2 separate regions of the Homo sapiens genome follow, and region 2 is linked to region 1. The links are chromatin loops, found by intact Hi-C in ENCODE. Cell type or tissue: dorsolateral prefrontal cortex. All regions are shown on one strand. Each heading gives the region's core, and the rest is flanking DNA. Links, peaks and the distances in the headings are about the cores only.

Region 1 (11,066 bases), core at 2,067-10,066:
TTTCAGCAGAGTCTTGACTGGGAATTGAATGTTGAAGAGGAATGTAGTCACTTTAACTTCCTTAACCATGGCCGAGAAGACTTCTTAGTGACAATAAGGTCTCCTAAGCTGCGTTTGGTGGGTTGTGGCCTGACCCCGAGGGAGATGACGATGCTCTGAAGACTATCCATGATATCTCAGAGACATCTTTGTCACCTCTTGGGGTTTGGGATGGCCCTGTCACAAGCCCCGATTCTCTGCCTGAGTACTGCAGCCCTTGAGAAGTAGGGAATATGCCAGAATAGCACCCTTTATGACTGATAAGGGTTACATTGGAGACCACAGCTTATTATCTGCATGTAGATGGGTTTCCTAACACCGACCCCCGAAACACACATTTCGACATACCTGGTCACATATTTGCAGTGTGGAGGAGCAGATGAACATTTGCACTTGGCAGGCAGACCAGAGGGAGAGAGTGAGATTGGTTTTAGCGTGTTCAGTTTCTGGTCCTAATTCACCTCATTGCACCTATAGCACCTCACTGGGACTGGAGAGTGAGGCCTGCAGACTTGTGCCAGGAGTACTGTGCTCCCGGACTCCCTCCACAGGGAAGGAAACATCAGGAGTAGGAATCAAGCCTTTTCTCTAATGTCAACTATTCAGGACAAGGCAACCCTTCTTATCCTTGAGTGCATCTGGGGAGCTCGGGCTCCCTGTTCCCTAACTCTGTCTGCAAGTTATGCACAGAGACCAGGACAATATATTTTTAACCACTTGGAAAAGATCTTTCTGGTATGAAACAGACCAGAAAAAGGAAATTTGGCAGCACCAAGAGAGGATCTTTCTGTAGTGCAGGTGATGAGAAAGGACTTGATGTTGTTCAGCAAAGCTCTGTTCTCTGCACACTCCCTTTTAGGTTTTTTATTTGCTGTTTTGTCAGCTTTTCACATTGAATAGCACTAACTATAGCGAAATATAATGTCATTCTGGGGTCCTGAAAAAGGAAGCAGGTCAACTTTACATTTCTTTCATTAACATAGAAAGTCAGGAGAATTTTCTGGTATTTCATATTTTCAGCAAAGTGGAGTATCTGCTCTACTTACTAAAAATGACACTCCAACCCCCCATTTCCATCTGCATTTACGTTCTGCACATATTGCTGAAGTAGCTTTTTCTTCCTTATGTTTACTGCCAATGCATTTGCATTTTCTGTCGCAATAAATAACCCAGTAAAACCCTCCGATGGTAGGTTCTAGCCTGGCTCTTTCTAAGCATGGAATCATAGACAATGATTTATAGTCATGCTGGCCCAGAGGATGGAAAAAAATGGACATTTGTAAAGGAAAAATAAGTGAGTTCAAACAAACGCTAGCTGAGCTGTGAGAAAATTAAAGATGTGAAATTAACATGAAATTTTCTATGACCATTAAAGTCATGGGTTGGGGTGGGAGGCAAGGCAGGAGGAAGCTCTCATTCCAGAGGCTGTGTCTGTGGGGGTCACCACTGTTTTCCCAGCATGCCTAGTCCCAAAGTGTACCTCAATTAATATTTTCTAAAAGGATGCTGATTAAATGACTGGTTGACATTTGCAGGGTACCAGGCACCAGGCAGAGTGTTACATACCTTAACTCATTTATTCTCAGGACTCTTCACAAAGCAGCCACTTTCATATCCCCATTTTACAGATGTGGAAATGGAGGCACAAAGAGGTTGAGAGCTTCCCCGGGTCACACAGCTGAAGAGTGGCAAAGCCAGGAAAACAGGGCCCAGAGTGGTTAGGCAACTCCCTCAAGTTTGCACAGCCAATAAGACCTGAAACAGAGAAAACAATAATCATATCTAACCCTTCTTTAGCCCTAGCCCAGTGCCAGGTGCTATTCTAAAGGCTTTATAGCTATTATCTCAGTTGGTCCTCACAAATTCTGTGAGGCAGGTCCAATCATTATCCCCATTTTACAAATGAATCAACAGAGGCACAGAGAAGTTAAGGAACTTGTCTGGAGTCACACAGCCAGCAGGAAGAGGAGCTTGGGTTTAAACCCAGGAAACTCTGGCACCAGAAGCTGTGCCCTTATCCACTGGGCTACCCTCCATTTTTAATCCATAAATATGCAAAAAGCCTCAGCATTGTAAGTGCCAAGTGCTGATCCAGATGTGTTTGACTCTAGAGCCCATGTTTTGTTCTGTAATCCCATTTCAAGGAGAGCATGTGGATGTGGCAGTGGGGTGAGGGGTGAGGGGACACAAGAGGGTGAGGGGGTCTATTTTGCTGCGTGGGTCATATGAGAAGCTGGATAGGCCATTCTTCATGAAGGGCTGTCTAATCCCAGCCTTTTTCTTTTCTTTTTGAGACAGAGTTTCGCTCTTGTTGCCCAAGCTGGAGTGCAATGGCACGATCTTGGCTCACTGCAACCTCCGCCTCCTGAGTTCAAGCGATTCTCCAGCTATTTTTTTTTTATTTTTTATTTTTTTTTATTTTTAGTAGAGATGGGGTTTCACTATGTTGGCCAGGCTGGTCTCAAACTCCTGACCTCAGGCAATCTACCCGCCTCAGCCCCCCAAAGTGCTGGGATTACAGGTGTGAGCCACCGCACCTGGCTCTAAGCCCAGCCTTTTCTGCTGACCACCCACTTACCCGTGAGTAGCCAGTAGTCACTGATGTGGAGCCCTCTTGTGTGCCACCAGCCAGCCACCCTCTCTGGAGCTTAGGACATGGTGGGGGGCGGTGGGACAAGGCCTGAGTCTGGGAATAGTTTAGGGGGCTTGAAATCCTTTGGAGCCTCTTACTCCAACCCCCTTGTGTTCTAGGTAGGAAGTGGAGACCCAGAGATGACGTGTCTTGCCTAAGGGAGGGAGAGCTAGCACTTTCCTGTGTGTGCTTTGTTTTCACAGTGGAAGATGATGAACATGGTACCACCTTGGAATCTGCAGCTTGAATCTTCTGAGTCTCAAGTAATCAAGATTGTAAAAGCCCATGACCTTGTGATTTACAGAAGCACAACTAGGAGACCTGTGAGGCTGTGGCTTCTTGAACGGGGATGGGCTAGCGCGTTTGAACACCTCCATCTCCCCTTGGGGGTCCTGTTCTCTACACAGTAGAAACGGTAAAGTGAGAGCTGTGCACCTTATGAAGGTGACACAAAGGTTGAGTTTATGGCAGACTCTGTGTTCATTGCTATACCTGCACTTTCCTGCACTTATGCCTGTAATCCCAGCACTTTGCGAGGCTGAGGCGGGCAGATCACGAGGTCAAGAGATGGAGACTATCCTTGTCAACATGGTGAAACCCTGTCTCTACTAAAAATACAAAAATTAGCTGGGTGTGCTGGTGCCCAGCTATATGTTATGCACTGTGCCAAGCAGTGAGTATTCAGTGTTTAACAAAAAGGACACAGTTCCTTCTCATGTGAAGCTATTTACCGTGATACTAAGACATTAAGTGGTTCCTCAAAGCCTTTGGTCATATCTAAATGTGACTGGCCTATATAGTGATCTGTAAGTTTTTAAAGGGTCAACTTTTGATAAGCCAAACAAAGTCATAAACTTTCTCAGCAAAAAAATTAAAAATGTATTTGCATTTAAAGATATATCTACAGTCTGACCACATCCACTCTGGCCCAAGTCACCATGGTTTCCCACCTTGATTATTGTTGTGGCCGCCACACTAGGGCCCCTGCTGCCTCCCTGACTCCTCCTTGTCTGTTTTCCACTTAGTGGCTGGAGGCATCCTGTTAAAGTGTGAGTCAGATCAGGCGGTTCAGGAAAAGTCAGGGCTTCCCATCATTCATAGAGCAAGAGCCAAATTTCTACAATAGCTTACAAGAACATAAACTACTCTTTCTGTCTTTGTTTCTCTGACACAACACACACACACACACACACACACACACATCCTTTCTGACCTCATCTCCTAAACTATTTCCTCTGCTTGCTTGGCTCTAGCCACTCCAGCCTTGTCCTTGCTATTCCTTGAATGTTCCTTAGGCATAGAAGAGCGAAAGACAGAAAGAACCTGGATCCCGAATGACCACATGGAGCAGAGCTGCCCCACCAATCCGGATGGTCACCTTTAGACTGTTAAAAGGAGAGAGAAATATATGTCTGTCTTTTTTTTGAGATGGAGTCTTGCTGTGTCACCCAGGCTGGAGTGCAGTGGTGCAATATCTTGGTTCGCTACAACCTCTGCCTCCTGGGTTCAAGTGATTCTCCTGCCTCAGCCTCCCAAATAGCTGGGACTGCAGGCACGTGCCACCACGCCCAGCTAATTTTTTTATTTTTAGTAGAGATGGGGTTTCACCATGTTGACCAGGATGGTCTCCATCTTTTGACCTCATGATCCATCTGACTTGGCCTCCCAAAGTGCTGGGATTACAGGTGTAAGCCACCACACCTGGCCACTTCTGTCTTATTTAAGGCAATATATTTTGGGATCTCTTTGTCATTGTGTAGTCTATATTCAACCCAAAGGATGGCAAACAAAGGCTCTTGAGCCAAATCTGTCTCTCCGTATGCTTTGTAAATAAAGTTTTATTGGAATTCAGTATTGCACATCCACTTATCTATCATCTGTGGCTGCTTTTGTGCTTCAGTGGCAGAGTTGAGCAGGTACAATAGAGATTCTAGGACTCCAAGGCCTAAAATATTTATTCTCTAGCTTTTCATAGAAAATATTTGCTGGCTTCTCTTCTAAACGATATAAATCTGTTATTATTATTTTTCATGTGAAGAAAATGAAGCCCTGAAAGGCTAAGTAAGCAAGAGTCAAACAGCAAGTGAGTAGCTCAGCTGGGTTCAAACCCAGAACTGTCAGACTTTCCTATTCAGAGCAAATAGTGTCTTAGATATACCAGACTAGGAAATGAAGTCAAGCCATACATTTACTCACACTCCACTCAAACATGCAAAAAAGTAAGCTTCTGTATTTTTTGTCTAACTGACCTAATTTTTTTCTGGACCCCCTAGCACTGGATAGTAAGTAAACCAGGCATAGACCAACCCAGTAATGTCAATCTAATCTAACAATTTCAGTAGTCCTATTAGACCATTCAGGCTGTTTTGAGTTAAATAGTCAGTTTTTCAGATTTCCACCATCTTCAGCTTCTCTTGCAAGAGAACTTTTAGGGTCCTTGTGGCAGTGGGGATAGGGTGGGATGGGGAAGGGTTTTTACGTGCGTATAGTATCTTCTGGACACACTCCGTCTTCTGCCCTGTTCTGATTTGGTCTCCGACCTCAGGACCACTGAGGTCTGGTTGATCCTATCTAATCTTGCTGAGTAACTTTGGCCAGGAACTTCTCATCTGAAAAGTGGGGATCATAATAGTGCTTACCTCCCAAGGCTAATTCAAAAATTAAATATGAGATAATAAATGGAAAGCACTTAGACAAGCCTGACATTTAATAAGTATTCAATATGGGTCAATATCATTGTTGTTGGCCAGGACCCATCACTGGATCTTGGCCATTTGCTCTCGTCGTAGGAAATGACTGAGTGGACTCTGTCCCCTGGCAGGACGCTCTGCCAACCCTTTCAGCCCCTCCAGGTCTCCTCAGCAGGGCATGTAAATGAGATCCTATGCAGCCAAAAGTGCTGCGTCTGCCATAGTCATTGCCCCTACATTGTGTCATGTTGAAAGGGGCTGCTTAGTGGGCTTATCCTGGACATTCTGCACATCCATCTGGGACTCACAGGGAAGCATGTCTCTGGCTCTGCAGAGTTTCTGGCCCTCCCCTTCCCTCTGGAACACACCCCCCACATCCAGAGCCTTGGCCATTCTTTCTCTGCTTTCTCAGCCTGGCTCCTCTTCCTCTCACAATCTCTTGGACTGGAAGGAATAGACTTCTCATTTCCTTGTCATACCATGGCTTCTTTCTCCTCTGTCTCATAGTAAAACTCTACGATCTAGGCAGCCAGGCTCTAATGTAGTAATGAGAGGAAGGGAGTTTAGAAAATCCTCTGTTGACAGTGCCCAGCTATCAAGACCATTGTCTTGTTAAAGAGGTCAAGGAAGGCAGCCTAGAGACTCCAGCTGGTTAATGGCCTCTTTCTTCTGGGTAGAACTTGCCCTTTTCTTCCCTGGGGCAACTGGGAATGATTATCCCCACTGGAGAAGCATTCTGGCAGATCCACTAGGTGGGGATGTTGTAGAAGGGAACTGAGTAGCAGATGTCTGGCCTAAATGTCCTCCAAGGTCCTTCCTAGCTGAGGGCACATGAGCCAGTGTTATGACTTATGGAGAGCCAAGGGTGCTTCTGGCTTTCTAGCCTGGGGACAGGACTCTGAACTCTGGTTTTTCTATTACCCCCAGGAATACTGCAGGTCCAGTCTAGGGGCTTCTAAGTGCAGGTACAGCCCTGAGAAGTGGCTGAATGCCCCTGTTTCAGGGCCTACTTCACAAGGTGCTGAGATACACACTTTCAGTTGGCTAGTCATGCTTATGCTTTCCCAGGTTGGAACCTGGAAACAGCCAGCAGGTGCAAAGGTGGGGTGAAGAAAAATCTATACAAATAAATAAATGTTTCTATCTATTAGGGCATCATGTAAAAATGCCCAAATGAACAGTCATCAAACATGGAGGGAATGTTAGAAAAAGCCTGTTTTACATTCTGTGCTGGTATTGTGCACTTTGGGGGCTCCTCAAAGGGACAGGCAGAGGCAGACATCCTTCAGAGAGGTTCTGAAGCCCATGTGAAGACCAGTTGGAGGAAACATGCCAAGTTGATTAAGCTGATGTAGATGCAGAAAGCCAGCTGCAGTTTCAAATATGAGCTACAAATTAAAATTCAATTATGCAGGTGTCACAGGCTGTATTTTCCAAATTTGGCCCCAGCAACACCTCCCATCCCAGTGCTTAAATCTGGGTGGGCTTGTGGCTCATTTGTAACCAATAAGATGCAACAAAAGTGGTGCTATGACTTCCTAAGCTGGGTTATTACAGATGAATTAGGTCTTTTTGTGGCATGACAAATGACCACAAACTTAGTGGCTCACCAAAACATTAGTATATCACACTCTCTGTGGGTCAGAAATCTGGGTATAGCTTAGCTGCATTCTCTGCTCAGGATCTCCCAAGGACAGAATCCAGGTGTGGTCTTGGCTGTGTTCTTATCTGAAGGCTCAACTAGGGAAGAAGCCATTTTCATGTTCCCTCAGGTTTTGGCCGGAATTTATTTCCTTATGACTGTGGAATTTGTGGCAGCTGATTTCTTCAAGACAAGTGTATTATTTTTCTAGGGCTTCCATAACAAAATGTCACAGTTTTGGGGTGGCTTAAACAACAGACATTTATTTTCTCACAGTTCCAGAGGCTAGAAATCTGAGATCAAAGTGTTGGCAGATTCAGTTCTTTTGTAAGCCTGTCTCCCTGGCTTACAGATGGGTGTTTTCTCGCTATGTCCTCACATGGTCTTTCCTCTGTGTGCACACATCCCTGGTGTCTCTCCATCTTCTTTGTTATAAGGACACCAATCAGATTGGATTAAGATCCACTCTGACAGTCTCCTTTTAACATAATCACCACTTTTAAAGTCCTATCTCCAAACACAGTCATATTCTGAGGTACTGGAGGTTAGGTCTTCAACATATGAATTTGGTGGTGGTGGCGGAGCAATCCAGCCCATAATAGCAAGCAATGGAGACAGAGAGAGAGAGAGAGAGAGAGAGAGAGAGAGAGAGAGATTGAATTTCTGCTGCTTGGATTCTTTCACTACAGGGAAGATCTAGATCTTCTTTTGAGGCCATATGATTAGCTCAGGCCCGTTCAGGATTATCTCCCTTTTGATTAACTCACATTAACTGATTAGGGGCCTTAATTACACCTGTGATCCCCTTACACCACTGCCATATCACATACACATAATCACAAGTGTGACATCCCATTCCCTTGCCATATTTGATTGGTTAGAATCGAGTCACAGTTCCTGCCAACCTCAAGGTGAGGCAGTTATATAGAGTGCAGATTCTAAGGGGAGAAATCATGGGGGCCTCCCTAGGGAGTGTCTACCACAAAAGGTGTTGCAACCTCAGTTTTCTTTCCTGGAGCACTCGCCTGGAGCTCTGTGCTACCCATGTCAGTGGTCTTACTGTCCTGAGGCCTCTGTGATGTGAGGAAGCCCAACGTAGCCCATACAGAGACCTCAAGGAGGGGCCCTGAGACTAAATGAAGAGAGAGGGAGATTCCTGGGCAGCCTCTACTGCTCCAGCTATGGTCTGACCATGGAGCCTGAGAGACTTAAAGCCAACCTGCCAAGGTCTTCCCAAATTACTGGCCAATAGAAACAATGAGAGCTAATGAAATAACTATGGTTTTAAGCCACTGCTTTTTGGGGTCATTCATTATGCAGCAATAGTAACCAGAACAGCAGGCATTCCAAGTGGGACGTCACTCCTTGTATTGATAACTCTATGGGACGAGCATCATAGGGAATTTACTTAGCAGCCTCTCCTGCCTCCTACCACCCATATTCCCTAACCCCTTACTTGTTTATTTTTCTCCACTGCTCTTACCTCTCCCTGGCATACTATATGTTTAGTTGCTTGTTTGCTTACTGTCTGTTCCCCATCACCACCACCTCCCAAAATGTAAACTCTACAATGGAGAATTCTGCCTCTTTTTTCATCACCTGGCAGGTGTGGCTCCTCAGTAAAAACTTTAGTATTTCAGCTGTTGGTGGCCGGGCTAACAGCTGGAGGGAGGCCAGAACAAGATAACAAGTGTCCTGAAAAGGTCAGAAGATCAGAAAATCATATAGAAGGCCGGGCGCGGTGGCTCACGCCTGTAATCCCAGCACTTTGGGAGGCCGAGGCGGGCGGATCACGAGGTCAGGAGATCGAGACCATCCCGGCTAACACGGTGAAACCCCGTCTCTACTAAAAATACAAAAAATTAGCCGGGCGAGGTGGCAGGTGCCTGTAGTCCCAGCTACTCGGGAGGCTGAGGCAGGAGAATGGCGTGAACCCCAGGGGGTGGAGCCTGCAGTGAGCCGAGATCTCGCCACTGCACTCCAGCCTGGGCGACAGCGAGACTCCGTCTCAAAAAAAAAAAAAAAAAAAAAAGAAAATCATATAGAAATCAATCTGGAAGGGTCCTTAGAGAGCGTACAGTTCAATGCCACACCATCCTTGAGAAAATGGATGCCTAGAAAAAAAGGACTCAAATGATACAGGAGGCTAATGGTAGAGCTGGTTACTCCAACCAGGTCCTCTGACCCTCCTTCTAGGGTTCTTGCCACGAAGTCACTTTCATAGGGATTCCATGCAAAGGGGTCAGTGTCTTTGATTGCTCCCTTGGTTTTCTGGTAGAGTTCTGCTGGGACGTTTTAATTATTTTTAAGATTATTTCCTTTTCATTTATCTATCAAAATTCAATTATGGCATTACATTGTGTGGAGGTAGGTTATGTCATATTGTAAATGTATTTCATTTCAGAAGATTAGGGGGTCATCTTAGCCTGGGATCCCAGGAAAGCAGGGCCTTATGCAAAGGCTTTGTTGCATGGGGTTGACTATTGGAGAGGAGGATCCACGGGAGCTGGAGTGAGAAACAGGAGGAGGAACAAGTTGGCCTGTGCTACAGGGGCTGCTGCCTCAGCATCCCACTGGGATCTTCTAAGTGGCTGTATTTGATGTATTTCGGAGCTGCAGGCAAGGGGATGAAAAGGGAAGCATTTATCCATTAGTGTTCATCCCCCACTGGCCAGGGGTGGCCTTGCAGGCATTTACTTTCCCCCTTTTCTGGGTTAGGCAGGCTCTAGGGGTGCCCCATATGACAGCATCAGGATGCATGTTCACCCAAGACAGGAGGACAGAGGTGTGTGGTGAATCCCAGTAAATATGTCCAGTTGCACCTGCACAAAGCTGGTCAAAGTCAGCCTGGAACTGGTCACTGCAGTAGTGGCTGGAATAAGAGGTGAGGCCCAGAAGATTTTAAGGAGTATTCAGGAAAGGTCTGTCTAATCCCCAAACCTCACAGTGCAGACAAGTGTCAGTGCTTTAGAAGGAACCGTCTGGGAGCTTCTGCTATGAGCCTGTGGCGTTTCTGGCTAATCACATGACCTGGATTTCTCACCTTAGAATCCTGTAGGAAATTCCATCTGCAGCATCAAAGTTACAGGGGAAGTTCAAATGCCTTTATATTTGGAAAGAACTGAAACAAAAATCTCACTTCTGGGAATTCTTGGCTCCTTAAGGTCTCCCACTTCCTGATGCTGCAGCGGGTGTCCAATTTGTCCTCACATGGGCCCTGAGTACATGGAGGTTAGTAAAGGGGGTGCAGGGAGCTTAGCCTGCCAGGGAGGATGCTGTGAGAAAATTAGCTGCGCTGACATGGAACAGCCATCATTCACTGAAAACATACTAGTTTCAGACACTTGGCAAAGCACATAAAAGACATTTTCTCATTTACTTCTCACTGCAAATATTTGTGATAAATAGTATTCTCAATTTATAGAGAAGCAAGACTGGCTACATAACTTACATGTCCTGGGACAAAATGAAAATGCAGGGCTCCTTGTTAAAAATTATTACAAATTTTAAGATGGTAGCAGCAAAGCATGAAACTAAGTAGGGAACATTGCCAAGTGGGGGAGACCCTAAGTGTCTGCACAGTTCACAGACTCTTTAACCCTGGAGAGGAGGAAACCAAAGCTCAGAGACCTTAAGTAACCTCCCTAAGATCACACACAGCGGGTAAGTATTAGTGCCACGATTTGAATCCAGGTGGTCTCACTTCTACATAAACATTCTTGGGCTGAAGCAGAGGGGTGTGCTGGGAAGTACACTCCATCCAGAGGCAGATGACTGGCATTCCAGCAACTCCTCACTCGTTGTGTTTCCCTACCCAGGTTTGGTCTACCCAGATTCCTCGCAAGCAACTTGAATTCAAAAAGTGATTGTCAATACACCCTGTAAACCCAGCACTGCAGCAGCCTCCAGAGACAGAGGTAAGTGGGGATAATAAGAGTTGTCTTGCATTTTGCCAATGGCACAGATTACAATGCCCTTCCAACGTAAGGAAGTGCCTGATCTCAGAGCAGTGTTTCCTGCTGAGAAGTTAAGGATTCATGTGTCTTTTCCTGGGGAATAGGAT
Region 2 (11,066 bases), core at 1,438-9,437, 500 kb after region 1:
CTCCCTTGTTGGTTCTGTCTGCCTGAAGAACCCTGACTAATATGCCCCTAACAGGTCTTGCCTTCAAGTTTTCAGAGCCATTTCACCAGTGTGTTAAAGTCACTAGAAATTGCCTCTCCAGCTGATTGACAAAAATTCTCTAGACTCTGGAATCAGCCCTTGACAGGGATAAGAGGTGTTTGTGTCCAACTCTGCACAGTATAGAAATTCCCTCTGGGCGCTTGTCTTGGTCAGCGTTCTACATGGTGAGCAACAGAAGTGGCCCCCAGCCCATTAGGCTGGAGAGGAGTTTATTGAGAGCACACTGGGGGCTTGTCAATCTGCTAGGGTGCAGCAGAATAGGGCTCAAAATTCAGGAGCCAAACTTGAAAGCATCAATCTAGTCTGATGAGGAATCCACTACTGATGCTGCCACTAAGCAGCTAGTTTGCCTCTATCAGGAGCCTGATTTCACCAAAGTCACCACTGTCACCAGCTCCAATGCCAGCTCTGTGCCAGAAAGTAGGCTTTGTGGCCACCACCACCCTCAAAAAAACAGCCTCTTTAGCAAAATGGACTCCATGTCCCTCTTCTTGAATCACAGTCTGGACACTCCAGTTGCTGAAGCCTGGTCTCATGTCTGTGCGCTAGCTGCAAGAGAGGCTGGGAAAACATGCTTTCAGGCTGTGGCTTAGGGAAGAGAGTCACCTAATATGGAAATTGTGTTGCTTGGTATAGAAAGGGTGTTCTAAAGGGCTGGGCATTGAGGAAACATGACAAATGTCCATACCATGCTCTTACCAGATGCTTCTCCCCATCAGCTACCTCCACTTCCATTTCTTAAGTGCTGCAGGTTACTTTCTGGCTCAGCTCTAATTCTGAGAGAAATGTTTCTGCTGAGCCCTGTAATTGTGCCCCTGTAACTTCTACCCTCTGCTCATTTTGAACAGCACAGGAAATGGATTGGGTACTCTGTTCCATCCTACTGTTTCAGAGTTGGGAAAAACAGGATTCAAGTCCTAGCTCCATCACTTATGAGTCATGTGATCTTCAACAATGTACTTGGCGTCTCAATTCTGTTTTCTCATCTATAAAATGGGGATAATAGTACACACCAGGGGCCTGGTGTGTGGTGGCTCACACCTGTAATCCCAGCACTTTTGGAAGCCGAAGCAGGTGGATCATCTGAGGTCAGGAGTTCGAGACCAGCCTGGCCAACATGGTGAATCCCTGTCTCTACAAATATATAAAAATCAGCCCGGCATGATGATGGGTGCCTGTAATCCCAGCTACTCGGGAGGCTGAGGCAGAAGGATTCGGGAGGTGGAGGTTGCGGTGAGCTGAGATCGTGCCATTGCGCTCCAGCCTGGGCGACAGAGCAAGACTTCGTCTCAAAATAATAATAATAATAGTATGCACCAGAGAACGTTGGGGTGAGGACTGAATGAGCTCATGCATGTCATGATTTAGCAGACCACTTGGCACATTAATAGTAGCTATTGTCATGGGATGCTTCCTAATCCTTCTGCACACAACAGCCATTAAAAAACTGGGAGACCACTGCTGTGATGCTCTCCTACCACTCCAACCCCTGTGTTTTCTTTTTCAAATGTACATCTATGCCTGCCAGGAGAACTTCTGCTTCCTTAGTCTGCATGAGGTCTGCACAACTGGCCTGGCCTGTCTCTTCTTTCAACCTCCCATGTGCACTCCGCAGTGACACAACGCCTGATTCCCCAAACACACTGCCCCTGAAGGAACCTCTCACTTAGTGTCCTCACCTAGTTGTCTAATAATGGGCTCCTTCCTTTTCCACTGCAGTCCCCCAGCCTCCACCCTCCCCAGCAGGTCACATCCTGCCCGTCTTCCCTCCATTTTAAAACCTTCCCTTACTGCTCTGTCTGTTAGTGTCTGTGCCAACACTTGGCACTTGATTATTATTTTTTGAGACAGAGTCTCACTCTGTCACCCAGGCTGGAGTGCAGTGGCATGATCATGGTTCACTGCAGCCTTGACATCCTGGGCTCAAGCTAGCCTCCCACTTCAGCCTCCCCAGTAGCTGGGATTACAGGCATGTGCCACCACACTTAACTAATTTTGTGTGTGTGTGTGTGTGTGTGTGTGTACAGGCATGTGCCACCACACTCGACTAATTTTGTGTGTATGTGTGTGTGTGTGTGTGTGTGTGTGTGTGTGTGTGTATATATATATATTATTTTTTATTTTTTATTTTTTCTGTAGAGACAGAGTTTCACCATGTTGCCCAGGGTGGTCTTGAACTCCTGGGCTCAAGTGATCCACCCCCTTCGGCCGCCTTGAGGAATGGATAATACTTTAAATACATCTTTTCCCTTCCTTAGTACCTGTTTTGATGACTTTCCCTGAACTGTCTTCTTCATCCTCATTTTCTTCCATCTCTTCATTCCCTTCACTATTCTTTTCCTCCTCTTCGAAAAACTGGTAGCTTTTGTAATAAGAGCGAGGTGCAGTGGCTCACACCTATAATTTCAGAGCTTTGGGAGGCTGAGGTGGCGGGATACTCAAGCCCAGGACTTTGAGGTCAGCCTGGACAACATAGTGAAACCCCGTCTCCACAAAAAATTTAAAAATTAGCTGGGAATGGTGGTGCATGCCTGTACTACCAGCTATTTGGGAGGCTGAGGTGGGAGGATCCCTTGAGCCCAGGAGTTGGAGGGTGTAGTGGGCCATGATTAGGCTGCAGCACTCCAACCTGGGTGACAGAGAAAGACTCTGCCTCTTAAAAAAAAGAGTGCAATAAAGAGTGGGTGATTCCGTAAGTCTTAACCACTCTTAACTACTTAATTATTCATATAGTCCTTTCATTCACACCCACCCGTCCAGGTATCCATCTACCCACCCACCGACCTATCCACTCATCCATCAATCCAGTCCCCACCTATCCATCCATCCACCCATTCATCCATCCATCCAAAGAGTTACCTACCTACTCACACACCCATCCATCCATCCATCCAGTCCCCACTCATCCATCCACCCAACCAGTCCCCATCCATCCATCCATCCATCTGTCCATCCAGTCATCCATCCATCCATCCATCCATTCATCCATCTGTCCATCCATCTGTCCATCCAGTCATCCATCCATCCATCCAACCAGTTACCCACACACCTATATCTATCTATCCATTCATCCATCCATCATTCCATCCACCCATGCATCCATCCAGTCACCAACTCAGCTATCCATCCATTTGTCCATTTAGTCACCTACTCATTAACCCATCTACCCATTCATCCAGTCACCCACCCATCCATTCATCCACCCATCTATTCATTCAGTCACCCACCCACCCATCTACCCATCCATCCAGTCACTCACACACCCACCCACCTATGCATCCATCCAGTCACCTACCCATCCATCCATCCATCCATCCATCCATCCAACCATTCACCTACCCACTCACACACCCATCCATCCATCCAGTCCCCACTCATCCATCCATCCATCCGTTTGTCCATCCATCCATCCATCCATCCATCCATCCATCCATCCATCCAAGTCACCCACCCACTAACATCCACCCATCCATCCTGTCATCCATCCATGCATGCATCCGGTCACCAATCTACCTATCCATTCATTTGTCCATTTAGTCACCCACCCATTCATCCATCCACCCATTAATCTAGTCACCCACCCATCCACCCTTTCATCTATTCATCCAGTTACCCACCCACCCATCTACCCATCCATCTATTCACCCATCCATCCAGTCACCCACCCACCTATGCACCCATCCAGTCACCTACCCATCCATCCCTCCCTCCCTCCCTCCCTCCCTCCCTCCCTCCCTCCCTCCCTCCCTCCCTCCCTCCATTTCACTAGCAGACCTTCCCTATTTTGCCCCAGGCACTGTACATAGGTTTTTGCTATGCAAGAGAATCTTATAGAGTCATGAGGGAAACAGGTATAAACCATACAATACAAACCGTTAAGTAAGAAAGCAAAGGGGAATAAACCAGCCAGTGGGGAGAGGGAGGCAGGGAATGATCTTATGTGTCAGGCATATAGGTGGTGCCTGCTAAATGTTGATCATTTGTTGATTAATTTGGCTCCTTTTGCTCCCCAGGAAAAGCATCTGCTCCCATGATGAAATGAGACCATGTGGGTAAATATATTATGTCAACTCTAAAGCTCTTACAAATGTAAGGAAATGTGCCTGTGGTTATCTGACAGGTGAAACACCTGAGGCAATGCCTAACACATAGTAGGTGCTAAGTCCATAAGTGCTTTTAGTAAAGACAACTGTCAAGGACCCAGCTGGTGCGCTGGCCTTGCTAATTTAAAGGAAAAAATCTTTAACATTATGAAAACATTCCCTCTTTCCTATTCAGTCTCATAGCAGTGATATAACTGAAGCCAGAGGGAGGACATATTTTCATGAGAATTCTCCATTGTCTACAACTTTTGTTTTATTTTAGGCTAGAATCAGAGGTGCTTTCTTTTGCACCCATGCAAACTCACCATTCATTCTACTTTTCTACTACCTATTTTCTCTATAGCATATTTTGTGGATTTTTTTCCCTAATACATTTTCTAATAATTAAAGATACTGGAGACAGGAAAACAGGGTTGCTGTGTGACTTGGGATGAGTTTCTTAATGTGTCCAAGGTCAAAGTCTTAATTCTCACATTTGTACAATTAAAGAAAATTGTGACGATTATAGGAGATAACATATTCAAAGTACCTACTTTGGTGCCATCACTTATAGTGGCTCAATAAAATTGTGTTCCAGTTATCTATTGCTGTTTAACAAATAATCTCACATTTAGTGGCTTAAAGCAACCATTTTACTGTATTTCATGAATGTAGGATCAGATCATTTAGGGGTGAGAAGCGTAGGGCGTGGCTGGATGACTTGTTGGTTTTCCAACTACTTCTAAGATGGCTTATTTACATGGCTGGCAAGATGGTGCTGGCTGTTGGCTGGAGCTCAACCAGGGCTCCATGTGGCCTCTCCATGGGGCTGCTTGGTCTTCCTCACAGAAAGGTAGCTGGGTCCCAGGACTGAGTGTTCTAGGAGACTGACAGAAGCTGCAAGCTTCTTAAGATTTAGCCTCAAAAGTCCCAGAAGAGTACGGTTGCCGCATTTTCTTGGTCAAGTGAGCCATTATGACCAGCTCAGATTCAAGGGGAGGGAAATTAGACCCCACCTATTGAAAGGGGAAGTATCAAAGGATTTGTGGCCATCTTTAACCCATCAGGAACAGTAGATGTTCTTTTTCATTGTACTCCATTCTGAGGCATGAAGTCAGCATGAGCCACCAGGTTCGTGTGCTGACTGCAGGGTCTCTCAAGGTCAATCCCTGCAGCTGTTCCAGCTGTGGAAAGCAGCTGGTTCCTCACTTGTCTCTGCTGGCCTCTCACTGAACTGGAGAATGCAGCTTTGGGAGCCAGCCATGGGTCTAACCATCTGTCTCTGTGGACTGTACTCTCTAAGCCATTCAGTACAATCGTAGCAAAACTTTTTTCCATTGTGTGTGTGTGTGTGTTGATGAATACAGCAAGTTCATGATTAAACTCACATTCCATGCTAAGATCCAGCTCTGAGCATGCTTTGGAGATTAAGGACTCAAAATGTAAAATTTTTACCCCATGGTGTGAAACATCTTGGTTACCATGATAGTTTGTCTTCTGGATTACATTTTGGAGTCATCCTGAATGCTGAAATGGTTCTTCATATCCTAAAGACTTTAGGTTTCTGTATGGTTCTGGGTCTGTTTTTGTTTCATAACTCAGACTTTCCATAAATACCCTACTTGGACGCACTTTCCTCTGTCTTTGAGACATCTATGTCAATCCCTTATTTGAATGTGTGAATTCCCATTCCTTCACTTTCAGTATGTTCCTAATGTTCTGAAGCAAGCTTATTTTTAAAAAATGAATAGATGTCATATGTATGTAACAACCCTGATGTCCAATAGGCTGGCCAAGTGCTCAACTAGATTAAACAAAGTCAAGCAAACAGGTTTCTTTACTGCAGGACTTCCCACGACCTTTAACATATTCACCAGTATTTTGTATTTCAGAAAGAACAGTAAATGCCACATTTCAAATACTTCTATGACCTCAGAGACCTTTTTTACAGAGGACCTTTCAGGATTTATGTTCTGTGGGACACACTTTGGGAAACACAGGCTTAAACTTACGCCCCTTTTTGGGGGAAGGTGTATGTGACCCACCATTTTGTCAGTGTCCACATGTCTGGTGTCTGCACACCTTCCTTTCCAACAGTCAAAGCTGAGTATTGCCCTTTACAGGGACCCTTTAGGTGGCCTGCTAGAGTAGGAGAAGCCTCGTTTCCATCACAATTTCCACTTTCAGCTCTGGGATCCTGGGCCGATTAACTAACCCCCCTAAGCCTCAGAATACCTAGGTTTAATATGGAGAAATACAACCTCCTCAGCCGGGGCAATGTTAGATTACATGTGGTAGTGCATCCAGAGATGGGCCTGGGAGAGTGCCTGGAACGTGTTAGCCCCCTCTTCCCTTCCTAGTAGTTCCAGGACTGAACCACCACGGGGATCGATGAGTGAGCACGCTCGCCCCCTAGTGGGCATTTCTGCCTTGACCTCCTGAGCCAACCCATCCTTAAAGAGGACTGGATGGCCTCTATCGTCCTAGTTGGTTTATTTACCAGCTGTTTTGAACTGGTGTGAGGGCAATTCATGTTAGGGTAACAAGGCAATAGATCATTTAAATGAAGGCGACAGGTTTGAGAATAGGGATGGTGAATTCTTTCTCCAGTAAGGGGCAAAGTACCATCCCCTTTTTACAGATGCTGGCCTTGAGGTCTCAGAAGGGACAGCAGGAGACTGGGACTCATGGATGGGCCGTTTGCACACATCTAAATGCTTGTGTGGACAACCGAGAGCGAGATCTTCCTAGTGCCTTTATCACACGTGGTTCTTAATTTGGAAGTGCGGGGAGAGGTGTGAATTGCCTTGTTCTGTCTGTGATTCAAGGTAATCTCTATCATGTAAGTGTCTTGCAAAGAGGAGGCAGTAGGCAAGAAACCAAAGTTATTGTTTATCGACAGCTTGCTCTGTCAGGTATCTTCCTTAGTGTTTTATGTATTTAATCCTTGCAGTAAGCCTTGGAAGATGGTAGAAAAGACTCTCATTCCCATTTTACAGCTGAGGAAATGGAAGCCTAGAGCATTTGAGTGGCTTGCTTAAGGTCACAGAGCCACATGTGGAATAAAACCAGCACTGAAACCCACATGTCCCGATTTCACACCCATGTACTTAAGCAGGACTCCAATCTGCCTCTCTGAAAATCACTTGTTGGCCACCTGGTCAACCAACAAGTATTTATTGGGTCACTGCTGTGTGCCCACTCCTGTGCCAGAGCTGGGGAGGAGACAAAGGATTCAGGAGACTGTTTGGTATCCAGGATTGCTCCAAAATTGGTTCTGACTTCTTAATAAAGGGTAAAATCCCTGAGGAAATACTGAATGATGAAATTTAAAAGAGTGAGTTTTTCAAAGTAGGAAGAAACTGGTTAATAGCAGGCTGAAGGGCAAACATGTTTAAAAAAAGAACCAACCCAGGAAAAATCAACACTGTATTAGTGACACATATGATTTGTATGCCTGTGAGCAGGAAAATGTGAAAGAGGGAGAGAGAGATGTCTTCTTGAGTAAATGAAGCATAGAAGTTCATTAGGACTATAAAAAAGTGTTAAAAGAGGAAACCCTGCCTTTGGAGAATCAAGGGATTGTAATATAAACTATGTCAGGTAGGTGCAAATTGGAAACTAGAGATGCAAAGGCAAGATCTGAGGAATACATTTACAAAAACACTAGATAAATAATAAATTATTAAATATGTTAAAAGCTAAAAGGATCTTCGTGTCTGCAAGGCTCTTAAATTCAAGAGAAAAAAATGCCAGGCTGGTCTGGTCCGAGAGGGTAAAGGGAGGGGAATGGAGACGGTCTGGCTGGATTAGTCCTTCCTCTGAAGACACAGGAATACACCCCGGGTAGAATGTTCACAGGAAATCATTAGGCCCAGAGCACACACAAGTCCCCCAGGAAAATGCAGGAACAAGTTAAACACACCAGGGCATTTGAGAGATGGGAGGTCTCCTATCCCTGTCCTCGTTCTGTGCCCAGGAGACCAAGGCTGGTGTGAGAACCCACTGCCTGGTGCTGGGAGATCTGGGCCCACCAAGACCCCTCTCTCCCTACTCTGGAGTGACCTTCAGCCCTTCGGCTGTCATCTTTGTTTCTGGCGGCTCAGACAGAAAATCTGCAGGCAGTCGGGCTTGGGAGACTGTATGAAGGTGCGCCTACTTTGGCGTGCTTCCTCCCTAAGCTTCTGCAACCCCCTGTTCCCTGTCCTGCCTGGACTCTGGGTTTTATCCACAGTAGACCAGAAGACCCTATGGCCAGCAGAATAGCCAGGTGGGATGAGCAATAGGATTTAAGGTGAGTCTCAGCTCAGTGTCTTAACTAGTCATGTGACCTTGGGCAAGCGACTTGAACGCTCTCTTGTAAAATGAGAATGATAATGAGGATGATGATGATAGTACTTCATTGAATTCTACAGATATTTGTGGAATACCTGCTTTGCCAAGCGCAACACCATCCTGCCTGTATGGAGGTTGCAGTGTGGCTCGGTGTGGCCTAGGAGATGGCCTTCTGGCCCCTCTCTACGTGTATCGCAGGCTGTCTGTTGGGCATTTTCCCCAAGAACTTTAGCAACATGAGTTGATTTCACATCATTGCCATTCTATGAGGTAGTTATTATTATGATTCTCATTTTACACCCCAGGAAACTGAGATGGGCAGGGGCTAAATAACTAGCCCAAAGACACTCAGCTGGAAAGAGGTGGCACTCATTTCTAAACCCACGTCCCTGATGTCTGAGCTTGGGCTCTTTACTCCTACTTTATACATGGATCCAACAGTCACATGGACAATTGTGCAATTGTAGCTTTGATAGGCAGGACGCAGGAGGAAGATACAGAGCTTGGTGAGCCCATAATATGGGCTTTTCACTGAGGAAGTGACACAAGCTGAGATCTGAGGACGAGGTCAGAGCTGACCAGGGGAAAATGGAAGAAAGAGTGGTTCCTGAGGCAAAAAGGCTTGAAGACTGTTGTGGGGACTGAGTACATGAACGAGAAAAGGACCCAGCCCAGAGCGAGCTGCCTACCTGGCTGTGTGACCTCTCGGAACCTCGGTCCCCTCGTCTGTAAAATGGGGAGAACAGGAGGTAGGAAGATGAAGGTAGGCAATGGATATAAATGTAGTCAGAGCCATTGTTAACACAATTTACTTCCATGGACAAAGAAAGTTGAGAGAGAAAGAATTTTTCCCCAAGGGCCTCTACCACAACAGTGACATCAACTGAGAGTTGAGAAAGGTCAAAGATGGTCATGGGTGACCCAGTTAGCCTTCTCCCTCAGTCTATCAGAGTAAACAGACCAACTGAGAAGCCAAAGGTCATTCCTCTGAATTTTCCAAGTTGCTCTTGTGGAGAGACTTAGTAAATGATGTGCCAAGTATTATCTAGATCTTAATCATAATATGGTGACAATACCCAACAGGCTCACAAATATGTGTCGTTTGTGAAATCTCAGGAATCTCCTTATTCTCCTGTTGATTAATGCTGATGTCTTTTTTTTTTTTTTTTTTTGTGGGACGGAGTCTTGCTCCGTCGCCCAGGCTGGAGAGCAATGGCGCAATCTCGGCTCACTGCAGCCTCCGCCTCCCAGGTTCAAGTGTTTCTCCTGCCTCAGCCTCCTGAGTAGCTGGGATTACAGGGGCGTGCCTCCATGCCTGGCTGATTTTTGTATTTTTAGTAGAGGCAGCGTTTTGCCATGTTGGCTAGGCTTGAACTAACCTTGAACTCCTGACCTTAAGTGATCTGCCTGCCTTAGCCTCCCAAAATACTGGGATTACAGGCATAAGCCACCACACCCGGACACTGATGTCTTAATATTCCAGACTGGATGCTTCAAAGGGCAGGCCAATCAAACCCTGAGAGCTGATGTCAACAGTAGAGATTACAGTATCCTCCAGGTGCTTTCCATAGTTATTCCATTTCATGTTGACAGCAGCCCTGCTCTAAGCAATTGCAAGCCCATTTTACAGATGAGGTGACTGGGACTCTGTCAAAGGCCACACGCGGGACAGAGCCAGGCTCACCCCCGCCAGCCCTGGCTCACAAGCCTTGCTGTTTCCACTCTGCCTGCACTGTCTCATGCTCTTTATGAGACTTCTAAAAATAAAAAATGCTTCTGCTCACCATTCCCTCAGGTTAGCACTAAGCTTTTGTTTGATGTTAAGAGCTTTAGATAAATCTGACTCTAGATTACTGTGTGATGACTTCCTCTTGTCATCTGGGTATCACTTCAAATCTTACCTCCTCAAACAGTTTTCCAGAATAATCACTGCCACTCACACTCATCACACCACAGAGTGGAATTGTTTTTCTAGCACTTGCCAATATCTCAAATCATCTTGGTCATGTATTTGCTTACTTATTTCATTGCGAGTCTCAACCCACTGGACTGTAAGTTGCACAGCAGTGAGAATCGTATGGGTCTGCCATTCTTCACTGAGACCAGCAAATACCCTGATTGCAGTAGGTGCTCAGTGTGTGTACTTCTGAGAGCACTGTGGGGCGGACAGCGCCTAGGGCTTGAAGGCAGGTTGTGGTCATTCCAACTACCCTCCGCCAGCCTACTGAGCACCCAAGCCTCGATTTTCTCATCTGTAAAATGGAGATAATAATAGACAACAAATACTATGCAGCCACCAAAAGTGATGTTGTGCAAAACTATGGAATGGCGAGGACAGATATTCATGATGTGGTAAATGGAAAATAATCAGGCAGTGAAACAGCACGTCAGGATGAACCATGAAGAACACAGAACATGGGTTTTTTAGGCAGGGGCTGTGCTGTGGGCTGCCTGGTTTCCACCCTGAATTCCCCATTTACTAGTTGTGAGACCTTGGGTATATTACACTTTTTGTGCCTCAGTTTCCTCATTTATAAAATGCAGATGATAAGCGTCTATGTCAAAGGG

What was found. Hi-C counts contacts between places; a loop is a spot of excess contacts. Peaks named below come from ENCODE experiments on the same cell type or tissue, not always from the same donor. Only the 100,000 strongest peaks of a DNase experiment are listed, where the experiment ranks them.
Region 2: it touches region 1 in a loop (3-fold over the local background); 37 of 110 quality-filtered maps call a loop at or near these places.

What each region holds. Positions count from the first base shown.
Region 1 is chr4:24,983,948-24,995,013 of GRCh38, reverse strand. LOC102723675 (a long non-coding RNA gene) reads right to left here. Exons shown (of 6, transcript XR_007058082.1): 2 at 1,606-1,794. It also overlaps a transcript of LGI2 not described here. Among named protein-coding and RNA genes, the nearest start is that of LGI2, 41 kb to the left of the region's middle. In dorsolateral prefrontal cortex, for the core only: a CTCF peak has its summit at 6,112; no DNase peak of the experiment used is centred there; H3K27ac peaks cover 407 bases.
Region 2 is chr4:24,484,381-24,495,446 of GRCh38, reverse strand. No RefSeq gene overlaps it. Among named protein-coding and RNA genes, the nearest start is that of MIR573, 30 kb to the left of the region's middle. RefSeq lists an enhancer at 6,465-6,514. In dorsolateral prefrontal cortex, for the core only: CTCF peaks have their summits at 6,364 and 6,564 (motif pointing left); a DNase peak (open chromatin) is centred at 6,556; H3K27ac peaks cover 644 bases.